Regions from separate parts of the Homo sapiens genome. Here region 1 is linked to region 2. Evidence: chromatin loops called from intact Hi-C (ENCODE). Cell type or tissue: PC-3. All regions are shown on one strand. Links, peaks and the distances in the headings refer to the core of each region. The heading gives the core; the rest is flanking DNA. Region 1 overlaps JMY (junction mediating and regulatory protein, p53 cofactor). Region 2 overlaps JMY (junction mediating and regulatory protein, p53 cofactor).

The links. A loop is a pair of places that touch in the nucleus more often than their neighbours do. Peaks named below come from ENCODE experiments on the same cell type or tissue, not always from the same donor. Only the 100,000 strongest peaks of a DNase experiment are listed, where the experiment ranks them.
Region 1: a loop joins it to region 2, with 8 times the contacts of the local background. A loop is called at or near these places in 7 of 110 quality-filtered maps.

What each region holds. Positions count from the first base shown.
Region 1 is chr5:79,237,171-79,246,933 of GRCh38, reverse strand. It overlaps JMY (junction mediating and regulatory protein, p53 cofactor), which reads right to left. Exons shown (of 11, transcript NM_152405.5): 1 at 9,252-9,763. Among named protein-coding and RNA genes, the nearest start is that of JMY, 5.9 kb to the right of the region's middle. RefSeq lists a silencer at 9,274-9,568 and enhancers at 9,242-9,661, 9,713-9,763. In PC-3, for the core only: no CTCF peak of the experiment used is centred there; no DNase peak of the experiment used is centred there; H3K4me3 peaks cover 3,147 bases; H3K27ac peaks cover 1,582 bases.
Region 2 is chr5:79,296,354-79,306,116 of GRCh38, reverse strand. JMY (junction mediating and regulatory protein, p53 cofactor) reads right to left here. Exons shown (of 11, transcript NM_152405.5): 5 at 5,799-5,964; 6 at 5,254-5,441. Among named protein-coding and RNA genes, the nearest start is that of JMY, 65 kb to the right of the region's middle. In PC-3, for the core only: no CTCF peak of the experiment used is centred there; a DNase peak (open chromatin) is centred at 4,856; H3K4me3 peaks cover 436 bases; H3K27ac peaks cover 1,675 bases.

The sequences.
Region 1 (9,763 bases), core at 658-8,657, 59 kb after region 2:
ACTAGATGCCAGGCACTGTTCTGAGTGCTTTATAGCATACTTTTTTTTTTTTGAGATGGTGTCTTGCTCTGTCGCCCAGGCTAGAGTGCAGTGCCGCAATCTTGGCTCACTGCAACCTCTACCTCCCAGGTTCAAGTGATTCTCCTGCCTCAGCCTCCCAAGTTAGCTGGGATTACAGGTGTCCAACACCACACCCAGCTAATTTTCGCATTTTTAGTAGAGACAGGGTTTTACCATGTTGGCCAGGCTAGTCTCAAACTCTTGACCTCATGATCCGCCTGCCTCGGCCTCCCAAAGTGCTGGGATTACAGGCGTGAGATACTGTGCCCGGCCAACATACCTATTTTTAAATCACTCTATGAGGCAGCAGTATTAATCTCTCTACAGATGAAGAAGCTAAGGCACTGCATCAGGTAACTTGCCCAAAATCACAGATATTAACAAGGAGAAGTCAGGTCTCAAACTCACTTGCATCCTACCTCTTACTGTCTAATCTACGTGTGAACTGAGATAATGTACACAAAGATCTTTGTAAAGTGCTTGGCCTACAGTAAGCATTCAATAAAGGTTAACTAACTATTGCAGTTATTGAAAACTTGTTATATACATCCTTATACACACTCCAGTTATGGCCCCATAGGTGTGGATAGAAACTCATCTAGATAGGACGGCAAGGAGAAAGATAGGCCTAGAGAAATAATTTTAATAAGTAAGCATTCACTTTGCAAGTATAACTTTCAGTTATCAAAAACTGATCGGAAAAGCAGTTTTAATACTAAAAACCACAGGGAGAAGTGAAAAAAGAACAGAAAATTTGAAGTATAAGTAATGAATGATTTAAGGATGTAAGGATAAACACACACAAAATGAAACACTACTGCCATATTCAAATGCCCTTTGTACTTCAAAGTGAATTTAGGCTTTCTCAAAGCCTAAAAACACTAGCAATATTAAAAGTGCTGCGATTTCAACAGTCATCTTACTGCAAGGAGATGGAAACCTGAATACAGGCTGGGTGCAGTGGCTCACACCTGTAATCCCAGAACTTTGGGAGGCTGAGGCAGATGGATACCTGAGTTTAGGAGTTCAAGACCAGCCTGGCCAACACAGTGAAAACCCGTCTCTATTAAAAATACAAAAATTAGCTGGGTATGGTGGCAGATGCCTGTAATCCCAGCTACCCAGGAGACTGAGGCAGAATAATCATTTGAACCTGGGAGGCGGAGGTTGCAGTGAGCCAAAGTCATGCCACTGCACTCCAGTCTGGGCGACAGAGTGAGGCCTCATCTCAAAAAAAGAAAAAAACCAAGTTGCTCAGGTCCCAACCCTTGCCACACTGTGCCTATCAACTGCTGTGGGTCCTTTAAAAAGAGGCCATACTTACCTCACTTTATAAACTAAAAACTAAGGCCCAAAAAGGCTAGTCAACAGCCTAAGGTCAAACAACTCATATTACAATCAGGACAAAAATACAGATTTTTCCCGAGCCATATCCATTTAATTTTTTTTTTTCCATGAAGCACTCAAGACAGTGTAGTGGGATGCTTCTGAAAAAGCACCCTGCTTCAACTACCTCCAAGCACCAGGATGACTTCATGACCAATTTTATTTAAAATTTCTTCCCAAAGAAACAGTGTTCATCACTGCATTTTCCCAGTGCCTATACTACTATTTGTTGAATAAACTAAGACCCTAGCCACTACCCTCAAACCTGAAAGTTACAAATAAAATTCCGAATCATTAAAGTAACTTCATACATTTATCCTTAAAAATCCTCCTCTGTGAAATGTCTAACCCATCAGCCCCATTATTTCACAGCCCATTTTATAGAACCTTTGCTACAGTCTGAAAAAGAGTCTACTATATAGAATTGTAATTATATTTAATTTAAAATTCAAGGACAAACATAAAGGACAATCCCCCACATTTAGGAAAACAACTCCAAATTTTCTGGCCTTTTGCTGGATAAATTCTTCTCTGCCCCTATGCAGTTTAATAACTTAGATATGCTGTGTTAAGGCTACTTGGTATTATCAAGTCCCCTAAAAGAAGCCTGAAAAACCAAATGAACTTCACTATCTCTACCAAAAAAAAAAAAAACAAATAGTTACAAGAACTATTATTTAGTTTTCAGTGCCTATGTCTCTTACACTTGGAACTTAATTTCTCCTACCAACAACTGAGTGAATCAGGCAGATTCAGAGGAAGCAGGTCCTGGCCTTTTAGAGAGTGAAAAGAGCCACAGGAAACTTCTCGTTACCAAAAAAAAAAAAAATAGGCACACATACATTTAACCATCAATGGAGCAACAGAGGGCTCATCTTGTGCTTTCAAGACCTACTGTCAAAAATATTTTACAGTTAATGAAACGTCAAATGAAGCAGCAATGGAGAAGGTTAACAGATCGATTAAAATTACATGTGAGAATTTGCAAAGATAAGATGGCTAATTCAAATACAGCAGCTGCTATGTTTGACAAACCAATTTTCCCACCCATCTTCTCCCTTCTCTCCCCATCTCTCTCAGACACACATACACACTCCCTTATAATAATATCACTGAAGTGTTGTCTAAGTTAACCTCATTTTAGCAAGGAGGAAACATCCCCAGACTTCATGTCTATGAAGTATCTGGGCCAGGCGTGGTGGCTCATGCTTGTAATCCCAGCACTGTGGGAGGCCGAAGCAGGTGGATCACCTGAGGTCAGGAGTTCGAGACCAGCCTGGCCAACATGGTGAAACCCCATCTCTACTAAAAATACAAAAGTTAGCTGGGTGTGGTGGCACATGCTTGTAATCCCAGTTACTCAGGAGGCTGAGGCAGGAGAATCGCTAGAAGCCGGGCAGTGGAGGCTGCAGTGAGCCGAGATCACACCACTGCACTCCAGCCTGGGTGACAGAGCAAGCCTGTCTCAAAAAAAAAAAAAAGGAAAAAAAGAAAAAAGAAAGAAATCTCTGGTGGACTGGGCATCTTGTGATGTTAAGTGGCAAGCAGAGAAACCATTACACAAATTAATTACCAAGAAGGGTGACATCCTGCTACCAGTCTCCATGTTTTTGTTTTATAGAAGCCCTAAACTAGAAGCATATATCCATTTTTCTATACTTACATCTTTTTCAGTGATGCAAAAAACTGTCTAAAAGTACATTTGGGTACAGGATTGAAGAAAATGATTAGCATCAAAATATTGTAAATGTTTCCAACTTTCAAGTCTTTCATCAATACTTTAAGAATCCCACAAATTCACTTAGTTTCATTATTCTTTAACTGTATTTTACAGTAAAAGAGCAGTTTGCAATATTTTCATGGGAGTATAACATGGTTAGACAAGGCATCAAGCTACAATGTTGACATATCTTCTGTCTTGAAAGTCTACAGCTCCCATATGTCCTCAACATGTAATATCCTATTTTTCAATACTTCCAGTCAATGCAGTCAAGAACTGCCAGACAGAGCAGCTCTCTTCATTGGAATCATATTATATCCTTCCCTATAAATAGCAGCCTGCTTCCACCATTTATTTATATGTAATCATGGGTCATGGCTTGCTGGCCCAGTGAAAGACAGGTGGCGTCCCAAGACTCCTAAAGTACTGTCATTTCTCTAATGTATATAGTTGGGGTTTCAGCAGGGCTTGAGTTTTAAAACTAATCTTAGGTTTTCAAGAAAATTAGAAAAGTTATTTTCTAAGGACCCAAAGGTATCCTTGGGAGGACACCTGTTAAACAAAACTTCCTCCTAGAGCTCCTTGCCCCTTGCCCCTTCAGTTAAATAACCTCAGAAGTCAGGAGCTGTTTTCCAGCTTAGCCATTAAGATACAAAAACAAAACAAACAAAAAACTTCCCCACAATTGGGCACTCTTCTCTAACATAAACCTATCCTTGCACCACTAGGCAACACCTTTCTCTAAAACATCACATTCAGACTGCCCTACCTCATGCTTGTCATAATTAATTCGAAATGAGTTATCCTAAATCAAAAGCAGTTATTGAGTGTTTGCATGCACGTGTAATCCCAGCTACTTGGGAGGCTGAAGCAAAAGAATTGCGTGAACTTGGAAGGCAGAGGTTGCAGTGAGCTGAGATACTGCCATTGTACTCCAGCCTGGGCAACAGAGTGAGACACTGTCTTTAAAAAAAAAAAAAAAAAGTCATTATTGAACTGACTGCATTTTAAAATAATACCACTCCCCAATTCTCAAGAGTAGAGATTGACATCCTTTCTCTTTAAGGAAGGAATACAGTCCCTTGGATTAAGAACCCCAACAGGCCACAGGCATGGCAGAAAAGGCACACGTTTGGATTAAGACAAATCTAGGCTTTCATCGGAGCTTGGTTACTCAGCTGTTTAGCCTTGGTGAAGTCCACAGGACCTCTTTAAGTCTCATTTTCTGCCTCAGTAAAATAGGTATAAAACACCCACTGATCTCAGCAGATAGTGAATAATAAATATTAGTTACAGTCCCCACAAAAAGGGCTGAATGGAAAACCAGATAATCCTTGTTACATGAAAAAAGGGAAAATAACACTTCCTGGAAGCCTCTTTAGTAAGTGCCAGGCACTTTGTTAGGCCCTTTCTCATACTGTCTTACTCAAATCTTAAGACATCCTTTATTTCCCCCACCTTCCTTTTTAAAAGAGGTTAAATAACTAAGCAGGTCATCAGAAGTGGTTAGTCCTATTTTCAACCTAGGTGTTTCTGACTCCACTCACTCAACAGGCTATTTATTATGTGGCTTACACGGATAATTTTGAAAACACATGCTACTTCCAAACCGTGGTTTCAACAGAAGAGAAGTTAGAATTGAGCACATCTTTATAAACATAATAAATTCCAAAATGAACACTGATGATTAGATCTTAATCAAGCCTACCATCATAATTAAGGTTTACTATCTAAAGCACCACAGTTAATCATCTTGAGAATAGCTGTCCTTATACAGAAACCATTATTTATAAAATCCAGGTCAAACCTAAGCTGCAGTATGGGCCACCAACGCACATACACTAATACAAACCTCAGCTCTGACCAACAACCAAGGCTACTGCTGAAAACTGTTCAAAGAGGTCTTGGTGGCACCTGCATTCATTTAAGGACTGATTCAGTGTCTACTGTATAAATACTGCTTCCAATAGTAAACTCTTGTAAAAGTCCAAATTCAAACATACCAGTAACAAATTTCACCTTTCACTTGGATTTAGCCCCTAAGAAGTATAATGTACATTATAGCATAAACATAACTTTTAAACGCACTGTGAAACCAAAACATTCCTGTGACTCACATTATTGCCTTTCTCTCTAAAATGCACACATGCCCACAGATATAAAACTCGGCAGGACGCCCCATTAAAATCCATCCATAGCCCCTCTTACAGGGAATTCACCATCCCCAAGTAAAAACCTCTTACTGAGGAATTTATTTATGTTTTAAGAAATTTTCCTTTGAAGTACTAAAAGAAAATTTCTCGTTTTAAAAACACTGTCCTTTGAGGAATTTACACTTATCAATTTATAAAAATTTTACTTACAACTTCACATTAAAAGGACACATCTTCTAAGTCCTTTAAATTCTTGCAATAGTAAGAATAAATTAATTTTAAAAACTTCTCTAGTTTCCTTTATCCACTAATTAAGAGTGCTCACAAGATGTGTGGTCCTGAACTAGGGGTGGCAAAGAAGAGAGTTCCAAGGTATTGTCAAAGCCAAGGACCTTGAAAAGCTTACAATCTAGTTGTACAGTCTGTTCTATTAAAAACAAACAAAAAAAAGTTCAACAACTTACTAACCATTTTGAACAAAAACAGGTGATTTTAAGTTGAAACCTTTAAATGGACAGGGAAAGGAATACTGTAGGAAAAAAGACCAAAAAATAGATTCATAGAAATTAAAGAAGGAAAAGGACTAAGTATTGTAAGTGACCAAAGGACTAAGCATTCTAACATATCCTCAAAAGTAACATATCCTCAAGAATGCATTTGATTTATCAGATAAACCTAGCTTGAAAAGCTATAGCCAATTCCACAAACTAAGTCAATAGAATAACACAAACATGGCACAACTTCTATAAAAATGTTACCTTAAAAAATGTTACTGCAAACTATTAAGAAAGCAAAGTTAAATTTAATTAGCTTAAGACAAATACATGGCTAGCATCCTATACACTTTCATTATCATGCCCATGGCAGACATCACCAATCAATCACACCACACTTCCCTCCCTCCCCCAATATAATCTAAAGACACAATCTTCCAGCAGAAGTCAAGATAGGCATTATTACTGAAACTATTTGTTGTCCTTGATGGCTATTTTTCAAATATTGAAGTTGCCGGGTGCAGTGGTTCACGCCTGTAATCCTAGCACTTTGGGAGGCCGAGGCAGTTAGATCACCTGAGGTCAGGAGTTCAAGACCAGCCTGGCCAACACTGGGAAACCCTGTCACTACAAAAATACAAAAATTAGCCAGGCATGGTAGCGGCGACTGTAATCACAGCTACTTGGGAGGCTGAGCAAGGAGAACTGCTTGAACCCGGGAGGTGGAGGTTGCAGTGAGCTGAGATTGCACCAGTACAGTCCAGCCTGGGCAATAGTGCAAAACTCTGTTTGGAGGGGGCGGGGGGAGGCTGGGTGCGGTGGCTCACGCCTGTAATTCTAGCACTTTGGGAAGCTGAGGCAGGCGGATCACCAGGTCAGGAGTTCGAGACCAGCTTGGCCAACATGGTAAAACCCCATCTCTACTAAAAATACAAAAATTAGCCGGACAAGGTGGCACACGCCTATAATCCCAGCTACTCAGGAGGCTGAGGGAGGAGAATCACTGGAACCCGGGAGGCAGAGGTTGCAGTGAGCCAAGATCGCGCCACTACACTTCAGCCTGGGCGACAGAGCGAGACTCCATCTCAAAAAAAAAAAGAAAGAAAAAAAGTATAATTTTCTGTTAAAGAAAATAAATCATTATGGTCAAGAGAACCTTAATTAGGAACACATTTTTTAAAAAATGTAATCCCCTTTTTAAAGAGTTCTAGAAAATTATATTTTTTGAGAGCTTATTTTTGACCCATTTGAATTAAAAAACCGGAGATAGTCGCTTTTTCTCTTTTTCTTTTTCTTTTCTTTTTTTTTTTTGAGACGGAGTCTCGCTCTGTCGCCCAGGCTCGAGTGCACTGGCATGATCTCAGCTCATTGCAAGCTACGCCTCCTGGGTTCACGCCATTCTCCTGCCTCAGCCTCCCAGTAGCTAGGACTACAGGTGCCCGCCACCACACCCGGCTAATTTTTTCTTTTGTATTTTTAGTAGAGACGGGGTTTCACCGTGTTAGCCAGGATGGTCTCGATCTCCTGACCTCGTGATCCGCCCGCCTCGGCCTCCCAAAGTGTTGGGATTACAGGCATGAGCCACCGCGACCGGCCTGACAGTCGCTTTTTCTGAGTATCCAAAAAGTTACAATCAGACAGGCCCATTCATTAAGGGATTTTTAAGAATATGTATTTTAAAAAATATATCTGTAAATCTAATAAGAGAAAGAAGCACTAACGGTTCTTGCAGTTTAAGAGAAATACAGGTCAATATTAACCAAACACTTCTGAGAATATATGTGGTCACTTAAGATTTGTCACTTCCTTCAAAATAATTTAAGGTAGACTCCCGAAGTGAGGTGATAAAAAAGGGAAATAAAAACAGATCCCTGGAACTCTAGGATCATGTTATAGTGGGTGACATTTAGCATACAGTAAACCAACAGGAAGCAGTGAAAATCTGGATTCGGGAAGTTGTAAGAGAGTACTATGGTATAAGTGAGAAACAAACATTTCTTAAATACTCAAATCTAATAAAGAAAAATATCTAATATTCTACGAAAAAAACATGAGGCTCTAGCTCCCTAATCTAACAACAAGGTTCAACTATTATATATACATAAGCAGATAACAACACAATCTTAGGAATATAAACACCATTAAAAGGGGCATTTCAGGCCGGGCACAGTGGCTCACGCCTGTAATCCCAGCACTTTGGGAGGCCGAGGCGGGCGGATCACGAGGTCAGGAGATCGAGACCATACTGGCCAAGATGGTGAAACCCCGTCTCTACTAAAAACACAAAAAGTAGCCGGGCTAACGTGTTAGCCGGGCGTGGTGGCGCGCACCTGTAGTCCCAGCTACTCAGGAGTCTGAGGCAGGAGAATCGCTTGAACCCGGGAGGGGGAGGCTGCAGTGAGCCCAGATGGTGCCACTGTACTCCAGCCTGGGAGACGGAGCAAAACTGCTTCCAAAAAAAAAAAAAAAAAAGAAGGCGCGGAGGGCGGGGGTGCATTTCTCCACCAATCTCAATTGCATTAATAGTAAAAACAGTAACTTGCTTTGAGAAACTACGTGTAGTAGTATCCATTAGGGAAAACTGGGTCTATTTTAAAAGACTTTTTTAGTAAAGTTCCTTCAGCAGAAGCTAGTGAGCAGGCATGAATTACACATTTCCTACACATTCTAGAGCCCCATATGTATATCCATTCAGACCCTTTCTTCCACTTTTTTTTTGTTATTTTAAGGATTAGTTTGAAAAGGCTTTTGTACTTCTACAGTAAGTACAAAAATACAACGAACATTCCTGCCCAGAATCTTTATTTCTACCTAAAACAGCAGTGAAACCTGAGCCATCTGTAAAGACCTGAGGTAGTCCAAAAAAAAAGAAACAAAACACTTCTAAAAAACCTTTTAAAAATAAATTTGCATCCGATAGTCACTAGGTGCTTTTTCACTTAGGTCACTCGTTTAAAAATGAATTTAAAATTTGCGTAGGTTGCCACACTGCACAAAGAAGAATCAAAACAGATCAACTTTGCTCCGTAAGACAAACTATTTTAAATAAAGGTGACAAGGACAAAGAAGAGTTGACATCTGGGCAGTTATTGCTGGAAGAGCTTTAGGGGTAGAAAAATGCTCAGGTAGCCCATGCTTACAGAACACTTTTCTTAGTGGCTTTAATTGCGCATTACCAGTACTGAGTAGTACACAGAGCGCACTTACTACTTTTGATAAATGGGGGAGGAAATAAAGACGAAGGTCCTTCAGAGAGTCAATTAAGCAGCCACCGAGAGGGATGAAGGGCAAGGTAGATCAGGAACCCCTCTTGGTTTCCGCTTGTCCAGAAAAACAACCGTCCTACTGCGCACACCCGACACCGAGGCTCCAGCCTTTGGTTTGGCCAGTAAACCAAAAGCGACCAGTAGAGCCCAGACTAGGAGCTCACTCACTCACCTCCTGGATGCGCTTCCTGGCCCGCTGAAGCACTTCTTCGTAGCCCTTCTGCCGCAGCTCGCTGAGGCTTTCGTAATACTCCTCGGGATCATCGGTCTCGGTGAAGAGCACCTGGGAGAGGATCTTCCAGCCGCAGGTGTCCAGGCCGTGGCCCAGGTAGACCTGGAGCTGGTAACACAGAGTGTCGATTTCCTGCTCGGTCATCTCGGGGGCGCCCCCAAACAGCACAGTCCACATGCCCGAAGGTTCCTCGGGGAACACCGGCAGGCACGGCTCCAACTGCGAGTTCACCGAGCACAGCTGCTGGTGCACGGCGCGCAGGTCCTGGAAAGAAAACAGTCCGGCCCAGCTGCACTCTTCGGCCGGAGACTCCAGCTCGGTGGCGGGCGGCGGCTGCTCCGCGTCCGAGAGCGCCAGAGGTGCCTCGTCCTCCTTCACCATTTCCAGCACCTCTATCTCCTCGGAGACCGTCCCAGAGGCGCTCACTATCCGTACAGAGGACACCTGGGCCT
Region 2 (9,763 bases), core at 1,083-9,082:
TGGACTGAAGGGGGTTGTCCTGAAAGGTCTCTTTCAGATCTGAAGTCTGCATCCAGAAGATTCCACATCTCATTATACTTTTTTCTGAGAGATGGGGGTCTCACTATGTTGCCCAGACTGGTCTTGAACTCCTGGCCTCAAGTAATCCCCCTGGCTCAGCCTCCTGAGTTACTGGGATTACAGGCATGAGTCATGGCACCTGGCTTCATTATGCTCTTTAAACATGTCTGGGCAAAAAAGAATATGAAAGTATTTACTTATATAAAATATGTATTGTTAAGCTCCCTCTGACAAGTTAAAGACCATGAATTTTTTGTCCAGACTGGCTTAAACAATATGAGATCTGAATCTTTTGGTCGCAGACATAAGAGCTGCAAGAGACCTGGAAGACTAGAAAGTCAAAATTATCAAAATTATTTAGAAACTATGAAAAAAAAGCATATATTTTCCAATCACCATATAAAACAGGATTTTTGCAATAACTGTGAGATATGCACTACTTTATAAAATTATGCACTATATTCTGGTAACTTTTTACCAGTACCAAGCTAAATCTTCATTTACCCTGTGTCCTTTCCTAAGGAAACTATTTGGAGAAGTTTTCCAGATAAAAGGGTTAGTCTCCAACATTCCAAAGCTATACTAAAATGATCACTTTTTTTTTTTGAGATGGAGTCTCACTGTTGCCCAGGCTGGAGTGTGGTGGCATGATCTCTGGCTTACTGCAACCTCCGCCTCCCAGGTTCAAGAGATTCTCCCATCTCAGCCTCCCAAGCAGCTGGGACTACAGGCGCATGCCATCACGCCTGGCTAATTTTTTTGTATTTTTAGTAGAGACGGGGTTTCACCATGTTGGCCAGATTGGTTGAACTCCTGACCTCAAGTGATCTGCCCACCTTGACCTCCCAAAGTGCTGGGATTACAGGTGTGAGCCACCATGCCCAGCCTAAAATGATCACTCTTTCAATTAGAGAAAGTCAAATAATAACCTTTGAAGTCAGTAAACTGTTATTTTAAAGCAAAATGTCATTTTTTACTTCATGTTCTTTACCCACTCTGGTTCACTCTATTGCCTATCAAGAATCTATCCAGTGCAATGGGGAAAACAAAGGGCGTGTTAGATAATGTCATGACTTGGTGATACAGTAACTCAGGTCTCTGAGTGTCTAGGACAGAATCCTACCCCTGCTCCATATTAGCTGCTTTTCCTTAGGTGATTTATGTCACTACCAGAAGCGTTGGTTCCCTTGCTTATAAATGAGGATACAGGTCCACAATCCCTTATCTAGAACAGAGGTCAGACATGTTTTGAAATTCAAAGTTTTTTGATAATTTAGAGAATGGTGTTAAGTTGTATATACCATATATATCCTAATAAGCAAGATCTGAAACCATATCCCATAATAAGCAGTAATAGTTAAATGAATTGTCAAAGTGAGAATAAGATAATAAATAACTTCATGTTAGCTCAGGTCTGGTTTTGCCACCAAATGAAGTATGAAAATGATTCTAATTTTCTGAGCTCTCTGGATTTCATTTGACTACTGGGAGAATTAAAGAAGATAAAAAACAAAGAAAATTGTTATTTTTGTTACTCTTCTTGAAATGTTTAATCACAAAGCATTGACTTCACCAGCACAGCCGGGGACCACCTATCTCCACTCTTTCAAGGGGTGAGGCAGGACATGAACTGTGTATGCAATCTTAAGATGAGTGCCAGAGAAACCAAGAAGCCAGTGACCTTGGGCATGTTGATATGTAAACAAGGGAATATAGGATTATGTTACATAGGGAGACATTTGTTTTTCCTTGTATATTTGATCTTCTCAGTAGCTTTTCTTTTTAGGACTTAGTGTTTTGCATTTCCTATCTTTTCACCACCCTTCCTTATTTCACTACTCCTTCCCTCTGCAGTTCTGCCACCTCAGTTGCTGGGCTTGGGGTACAGGCACACAAGTGTAAATGGAGAGATTCTCCAAGGCTGGGTTTCCCTACTTCAGATTTAGATTAACACAGAAATGAAGACTGAAGAATACTGATTAAATTGCTATGAGCTAACACTTATCAACAAGGGAAGAGCTGGTATTAAGCCGGTATTAAGTTCAGCCTGAAGCTCTTAATACTGCTAGAAGAGTACACAGCTCTGTGGGCCATGGTCACCAAGGTTGCTCCTCTTCACCCCTCACCTGTACAGTTTCCTTTGCTATTCCGTCAGTCACTGCTTTAAACCTCTGCTGCACTCCCTTCTCAGACCACCAAGATCTACTCCTTGCCCACAACTTTTCTCGAAACTCTGAACATAAGGCCCCAATAGTCTCCCAATATTGGATGTCATGGAGTCATTTCTTTCTTCCTTTACCTTTCTGGAGCACCTGAGCCTACTGACCATCCTGTTGTGTGGAATCATCATCTTCACTTCTATGACTTCGAGCTCTCCTGCTTCTTCCAACTTCGATTACCCTTTCTCTTTGATCCCGTTCTTCTGCACACACTTTCAAATGTTCCCCAGTGTTCTTTCCTTAGAGCCTTTCTCCTCGCACTACATCACAGCAGCTCAGTCTTTCATAGCCTGTGCCCTTTACAATGCTTTCTCACCCCTAGCCAAGAACGTTTTGCTTCCTGAATTACAAATATTAAATACAATGAAGGTTTTTCTTCCTCAAACTATGTATCTATCCTGCTCCACCACCTTCCCTTGCTCTTTCCTATCAGCCTCCCACCTCCACCTCATCATTCCTAAGAACACCCTCCTCAGGCTGGGCACAGTGGCTCACACCTGCAATCCCAGCACTTTGGGAGGCTGAGGATTGCTTGAGCTCAGGAGTTTGAGACCAGCCTGGGCAACATAGTGAGCCCCTGTCTCTATAAAAAAATAAATAAAATATTTTAAAAATCACCTGCTCAGTATGTTGTTCTGAGACCATCTCATACACTCTTATAAGACCCAGGTGCCCAATTGTCTCAACTGTCTCACAGCCATCTCTACCTGGATGCCCAAGACCTCTTATATGCAAGTCTAAAACTCAGCTTATCACCTCCCACCCATATGTGCTCTTCCTCTGGGTTTTCCATCTTGGTTGGTGACACCATCATCTACCTCAATGCCCAATCCAGAAACCAGAGGGTTGATAGAGAATGGCTCTTCCTCCCTCCTTCACCACATCACTAAATCCTACTAACTTTTTCTGCAAAGTGTCAGATCTAGACAGTTCAAGATTTGTCCATCTCTTACCCTGCACAGGCACCCACTTACTTCATAGTCTTAACCTCTCAACCTTATTGAGGTGGAGGATAATGACACCTTCCAATCAGAACCTTTCCATCTCTTCTCCCTCTAACCTATTTTTCATGCTGCCTTATCTTGCTAAAATGTGAATCTGTTCATACTACCCCTTTGCTTAACTTATACTACAGACAAAGCTCAGGCTTGTTAATGTGGTATGTAAAATTTCCCATAACTTGGTCCCCGCCCTGCAGCATGTCTTACAATGTAGAATGCTCTGACAAACCATGCTGTTTTCTGCTTCAGTGTCTTTGCTAAAAACTATTCTGTCCTGCTTGTAATTACCCCAACACCATCAATCTGGCCAATTTCTATTCAGATGTTAAAAGCCAGTACAAGTGTCATCTCTTCAGAGAAGCCTTTCCTCACTCCCTGCTCTTGCTGTTTTTGGCCGGCAGAACACTCATCTGTTCACCTGGTTTGCCTTCTCTAAAAGACTAGGAGGAGCAGGGACTATGCCTTGCTCATCTTTGTATCCTAAGTCTAACAATGTGCCTAGCATACTGGTGAATTAAAATGAAATCAGACTTTCAATTAAGTCTGAATTGCATAGCATTTTCAAAAACTTGCAGGTTTGCAAATTCCGAGTCTCAAAAGTACTGCACTATACACCTAAAAGTAATATATAAAATACTCCTAATATTCCTCAAAAATGTGCTCTTCTGAAATCTTATTTACTTTTCATTCTCCCCTAAAACTGTTCTATAAGACCTGCTGAAATCACTGCAATGTTTTTTTTTTTTTTTTTTTGAGACGGAGTTTCACTCTTGTTGTCCAGGCTGGAGTGCAATGGTGCCATCTTGGCTCACTGCAACCTCCACCTTCTGGGTTCAAGCGATTCTCCTGCCTCAGCCTCCCGAGTAGCTGGGATTACAGGCGCGTGCCACCATGCCTGGCTAATTTTTTGTATTTTTAGTAGAGACAGGGTTTCACCATGTTGGCTGGTCTCGAACTCCTGACCTCAGGTGATCCACCCACCTCAGCCTCCCAAAGTGCTGGGATTACAGGCATGAGCCACCGCGCCCAGCCTGCAATGTTTACCTGGTTGGTGCAGATTGGAACGTGAAATGAAGCTCACAACCAGGGCTGACACAGCAGTGGGTTTCAATTACCACTGTCACGGGGAAATAGCAAAGGCACATAATTATGTGAAAGCCAGGGCTCTGGATGGCAAGGTAACTGTTCTGTTGATGGACAACGTGATAGAAGGTCCTGGGTTCTTGACTTACTGTGGATACATGCCTGTCTGAGTTTCTTTAATGTGCAAGAGCTATCTATTTCAAAAAGCAAAGGTATTGATTTTCTGTGGAATGAGGAAGTGGTAGCCTTGGAATGTGGTGAAGAGCAGGAAGGTGGGTTCTCAGAGAACATGACATACTTTTATAATACTTGAGCTTAAAGCGAATCAGTACCACACAGTCATCAGTTTGGTCTAGGTTGGAGAGCTAGTTCCAGATTCCAACTCTACACTTACAGTGACTAGAAACAGCTCCACGATAGTTAACATCTGGACTAGAGTGCAAAACATTTTTTAAGACACAGGAAGAATCACATTTCCACAAAATGAGTCATTCCAAATATCAAGAATCAAACATTCTAAAATGTAATCAAAGTTAAATAAAGAAATAACAATCTATAAAATTCTTTAAGGTCAGAATCAGGGCTTGTAAAAAACATCGCTGGGCCTCCTTAAATAAAAAGGGAGCCAGGAATCACATTATCAGGGATCCTGTAGTCAAGGCCTTTAGCAGAGTCACCATTAGTGTTTCTAGAGGTAAAGAGAACATCACTATTGGCTGTTCCAATGTGTTTAAGAGGGCAATTCTCAGAGCACTATAAACGCATTGAGCACTGATAAGAGATAGTGCTTACTTAGTTTTAAAACATAAGCAAGTTTTAAAGACAAAACAGATGAGATTAGTAGATACGGATAAAAGACTAAATAATGAACAAAAGCAATATTTAAATACCTTTTTATTTCTGAGGTAGGATTTCTTGGCAGAAACCCGTCCACGTCTTGCTTCCAGCTGGCGTGCTTTCTGCTGAAGTTTCTGCAGCTCTTCTCTCTGTAAGTACGCAGATGCTGCCATCTCTTCCTTCTCCAGCATGGCCTCCATGCTTTCGTAAGTGTCATAGTATACCACTTCATCTCTTTTTTCTGTTACAGAACAGCAAAAAAGAGTAGTGGTAAAGAATATGGGCTAGGGTTTGGAAAGAACAAGGTTCTAATCTCATTACTGGCTCTGCAACCTCAGGCAAAGCCATTATCTCTTAAGCTTCTTTGTAAGTGGTGATTATTATTTAATACACCTCATAGAGTGAATGTATGCAAAGTGTTTAGCAGTATCTGGCAAACAGTAAGTGCTCAATAAATGCTAGAAATCACCCCCCCACACTCTATCCCTACAGAAAACAATTTTTTAAATGTCTTAACAAAAGAAACATACCTAGTCCATAAGTATTTTCTCATGTATTCAATCTTTGGTGAACTTATGTGGTTAAATGCACGCCATACCTGATATAAGTCTTTTGATGCTTTCTAGTTGCGCTGTCAATAGTAACTCTTCACACTTCAAGATTTCAAACTGTACTTCATACAACTGAAGTTGCAGATCATAATAATCAGCTTCTAACTGATCCAATCGTGCTATCGCTTCTGTACCACCCCGCAAACTCTGCATCTGCATTGAAAATACAAATTAAAAAATTTCTAGCTGGTGGGGACAAGAAAATTGAGTTAGTATTAAAAATTAATACTAATCAGATAGCATAAACCTATTAAGTAATTCCTCTCAGAAAGAAACTTGTAGGCATGGAATCTAGACTTTAAAAATATATATATATATATGTATAAAACAGTAATAATCAAGTCATATTATATGGTGGAAGTAGGCAAACATGGTAAAAATAAGGTTTTAATGTTTATGTTATACTTATGCATATTTATGGTAATAATATATGTATCATCTGGATATAAATGCTTTCCCTCTCAAAAGTGGATGCTAAGTTATGTAGTTGTTCTTTTCACAGAGATATATGAAAATGACGGGGCTATTCTCAGATATTTACAAGAATGGTAAAAGCTGGTTAATGCCACATATCTGGGGTTTTGCTTTGCTCCATGGTCACAGACTGGCTAGGTTCTGGGATCTGCTGACTATAGAGTGAGGTGAGAATATGTGACTGGAACAGCAGAAGACAATTGCTTTAGATGGAAATCCTTGCAATCCGTAAGGTGTCACTTTAGGTAAATGTAATCAACGTCCTAGGCTGAACTTAAAGTGAGATCCAGAAATTTCTGGGCATGGCTCATAAAGTGAAGGATGGTCTTCTGTGAGGTTTGCTTGGTTGGTCAGTTCTCGGTGCTGGAGTGGGAAAATTTTTGCCAGGAATGAAGGAAACCACCAAGGGGAAAGTGTACTTTAGATAACTGGTTCCTAACCCTACTATTTCTATGGCTTTCTATTTGGCTGTACGGAAAAAGGCAGATAAAAGAAGCCAAAGGAATGGCTTTTCAAGAGTCAGTGAGATGTGAAGGACAAGCATAGTTCTCTAGAGTGAGACAGTAAGCATTCTTCCAAGAACATAGCACCACTGCTTTGGTAGTTTAAAGGTTCATGCTTAGCAGCTCCAGGAAAGCCCCGATACGGGCATCAGTGTGCCCTCAGAGCCAAAGGAGCAATAGTGAGGAGCCCTGGATTCAAGTGGCTTCCCAAGGAGTGACCTTCAAAGGAGGAGACGAGAGGAACAAAAGGGAAAATTATTAAGAGTATTGTTTACGAGCTCATGTGAGACATCACTGGGGTCCCAGAATACCAAAGAAATACTTGACTGGCTGTACAGGGACAACCTACAGGGAAAAAGACAGTGAATTCTTATTTTCCTAAATGATCCCTTTTGTCTGGCGAGGTTGGTAAAACCTGTCAGCACATAAAAAGAATACGTTTTAAAGAAAATTCCAGCTTTTGCTTTACAGTCTATATATCTACACAGTCTTACCCAATAATTAGAATATTTTTCCTTAAAATATAATTTCAAATCCCTTTCACAAGAATTTTGAACTGAAAAGCAATGGTTAGGCTCCAGTCTAAACGTGCAGTTGTAAAAATTTAAAAATAACCAGGTGAATTAAATACAGTGGTACTTTGTTTTATGAATATTTTATAAACGGATACTTAATAGATTATCTAAGTGTAAGACTGTGAGTGATCCCGCTGTGTTAGGAAATATTTTATGGGTGACAAACAACGTATATAACCCCAAAGTGGGTTTAATTATAGCAGCTAGGGAGGGGAATGTGAACAATATGAACTGTTGTTTTTGTCCTAAGTCATAAAATAAGAACCAAGGAATAATGTCTACCTTGAGACTCGTGGACTCGCCACTTTAGATGATAAACATCCCTTTTCATACTCTCTTGGGGCTCTTGCCCAGCTCTGCAAACACAGCTGTAGGATATACATTGTTCCAGTATCTGCACCCACACTCTCTATTACCACAGCATACAAACAGGTAAGATATCTAATGTTAGAAGGCTTTATTCTCAAGTGGGGAATCGTTAAGTTAAAACCTTAGTGTAAACCAGTCTAAAAACCTTAATCTAAGATTACTTTCCAGTGATATTGTTCAGATCCAGGCTGTGAGTTCATTTTCACTACTCTGGTTCTACCCAACTAAGTGACCATTTTCTGCTACGTTCATGATGCTCTGCTAAGTTCTTCCCCTAGCACTCTGTAAGTTTCTCTCTCCTGCCCAATCTCTTGGCTAAGGAAAAAAGTTGAAAGTCCCCCAGTGACATGCCTTTACGCTGTCAGCTTTCTCAACCACAAAGAGAACAGTACTCTGACTGCAGCCCAGAGCCAGGGTACTTTAAAAGCACTTGAGAAGCGCAGTGCTACCAGCACACACTCAATATCAAAAATCAAACTGAGAAAGGAAGTAGGTATTCTCTTACAAGCAGTGACCTCACCCTCAATTTTTTGGTTCGGTGAGTTCTATCTAGACCAAGAGTCCAGACGTGGATTTGCCAAGGGCTGTGGTCTAAAGATAACCAAAACCTCATCAGAGGCAGACAAGCAGTGAAGGAGTCTGTTAAATCCCAACCTCTGAAAGGACAAACAATAGGTCAGTGGTGGACTTTGGGAAAAGCTAAAGGGTTGTAGAACCAGAACATACAGGACTTTTATGAGATCAGCAAAGGAGAAAAGGATGCTATGACTCAGAGAAATCTGTGAGGGCAAAATAATACTCTGAGGTCTATCTAATCTTCAATGTGGAGGCAAAATCCTTAGTATAAGGCATGAAGAGGTATGGAGCGGGCACCCTGCTCCAAATTTCCTCCCTGTTTTAACATCTGAAATTTCCAGACTGAGTTTTCCTGTCCTCAGCTGACAGCCACAGAACTAAGAGAAACAGAATCCAGGGTGAAAAGAGAACTAATTCCAGATAATGGAGCAGTGCAGGGAAGGTGGGTGCCACAATGGGGTGTCTTTTTTATATCTGAGAGCAGTGCTTCCCTGGGCAAGAAGAAAGAAGCCCTGAAAGTAGTTTAAATACTCAAAGGAAAAATTGGCCATCTTAAAATTTAACTTAGCTCAACTTTTACTCTCCTAAACATACTTCAAGTATCAGGATACCAGTACCCCAAACCAAATTGTAACCTCCCAATGTGATCCAGGTAATGACTAGCAAAGTTTGAGCTAGACTCAGTTCTCCTGATTCCTACAAGAGTGCTCTTTCCACTAGAAAAAATTAGGGATTACCAGCCCAAAAAGACGGAAAAATATCAAAGTGTTATTGTTATTGTTTTACAGCAAATCTAGTAAGGGGATGAAGTACCAATTCATGTCCATACATCCATGTAAGTACAACATACCCTGCTGACTCCACAATCATTCTCACCATGTGTAATAATGATAAAGTAGTTTTCATGTATACCTATTTTGACTGTACTTTATCATGAAACCAGATGGCACTTTTTGCAAACTATGCAAATGAATTATGCCCTTGTTCTGCCTTTTACCCTACTGTGCTAGAAAATTCCAATGACATTAGAGGAACTATTAAAAGAGCTACCTGTGGACTGAATCATTCATTCAAAAAATACTCACTGAGCATCCACCACTGTTTGAGTTACAGAAAATATGCAGTCAACAAGAAATGAAATGAGGGTTCGAAAATAAGTCATAGCTAGGCATAGTGGCATGTGCCTGTAATCCTAGTGACTTAGGAGGCTGAGACAGTAGGGACTCTGAGTCCCAGGAGTTTGAGCTTGTGGTGAGCTATGATCGTGCCACTGCACTCCAGCATCGGTGACAGGGCAAGGCTATATCTTTTTTTTAAAGGGTCATAAAAACCTTGGACAGCATAAGGTGAATGATGTTAAGGGCAAGTTTTCAACCAAAACTAGCCCTATTATGTAGAAAGAATGAACATGAGAATTAGTAACAGACAAGCCTGAGTATAAATACAGGTTTCACC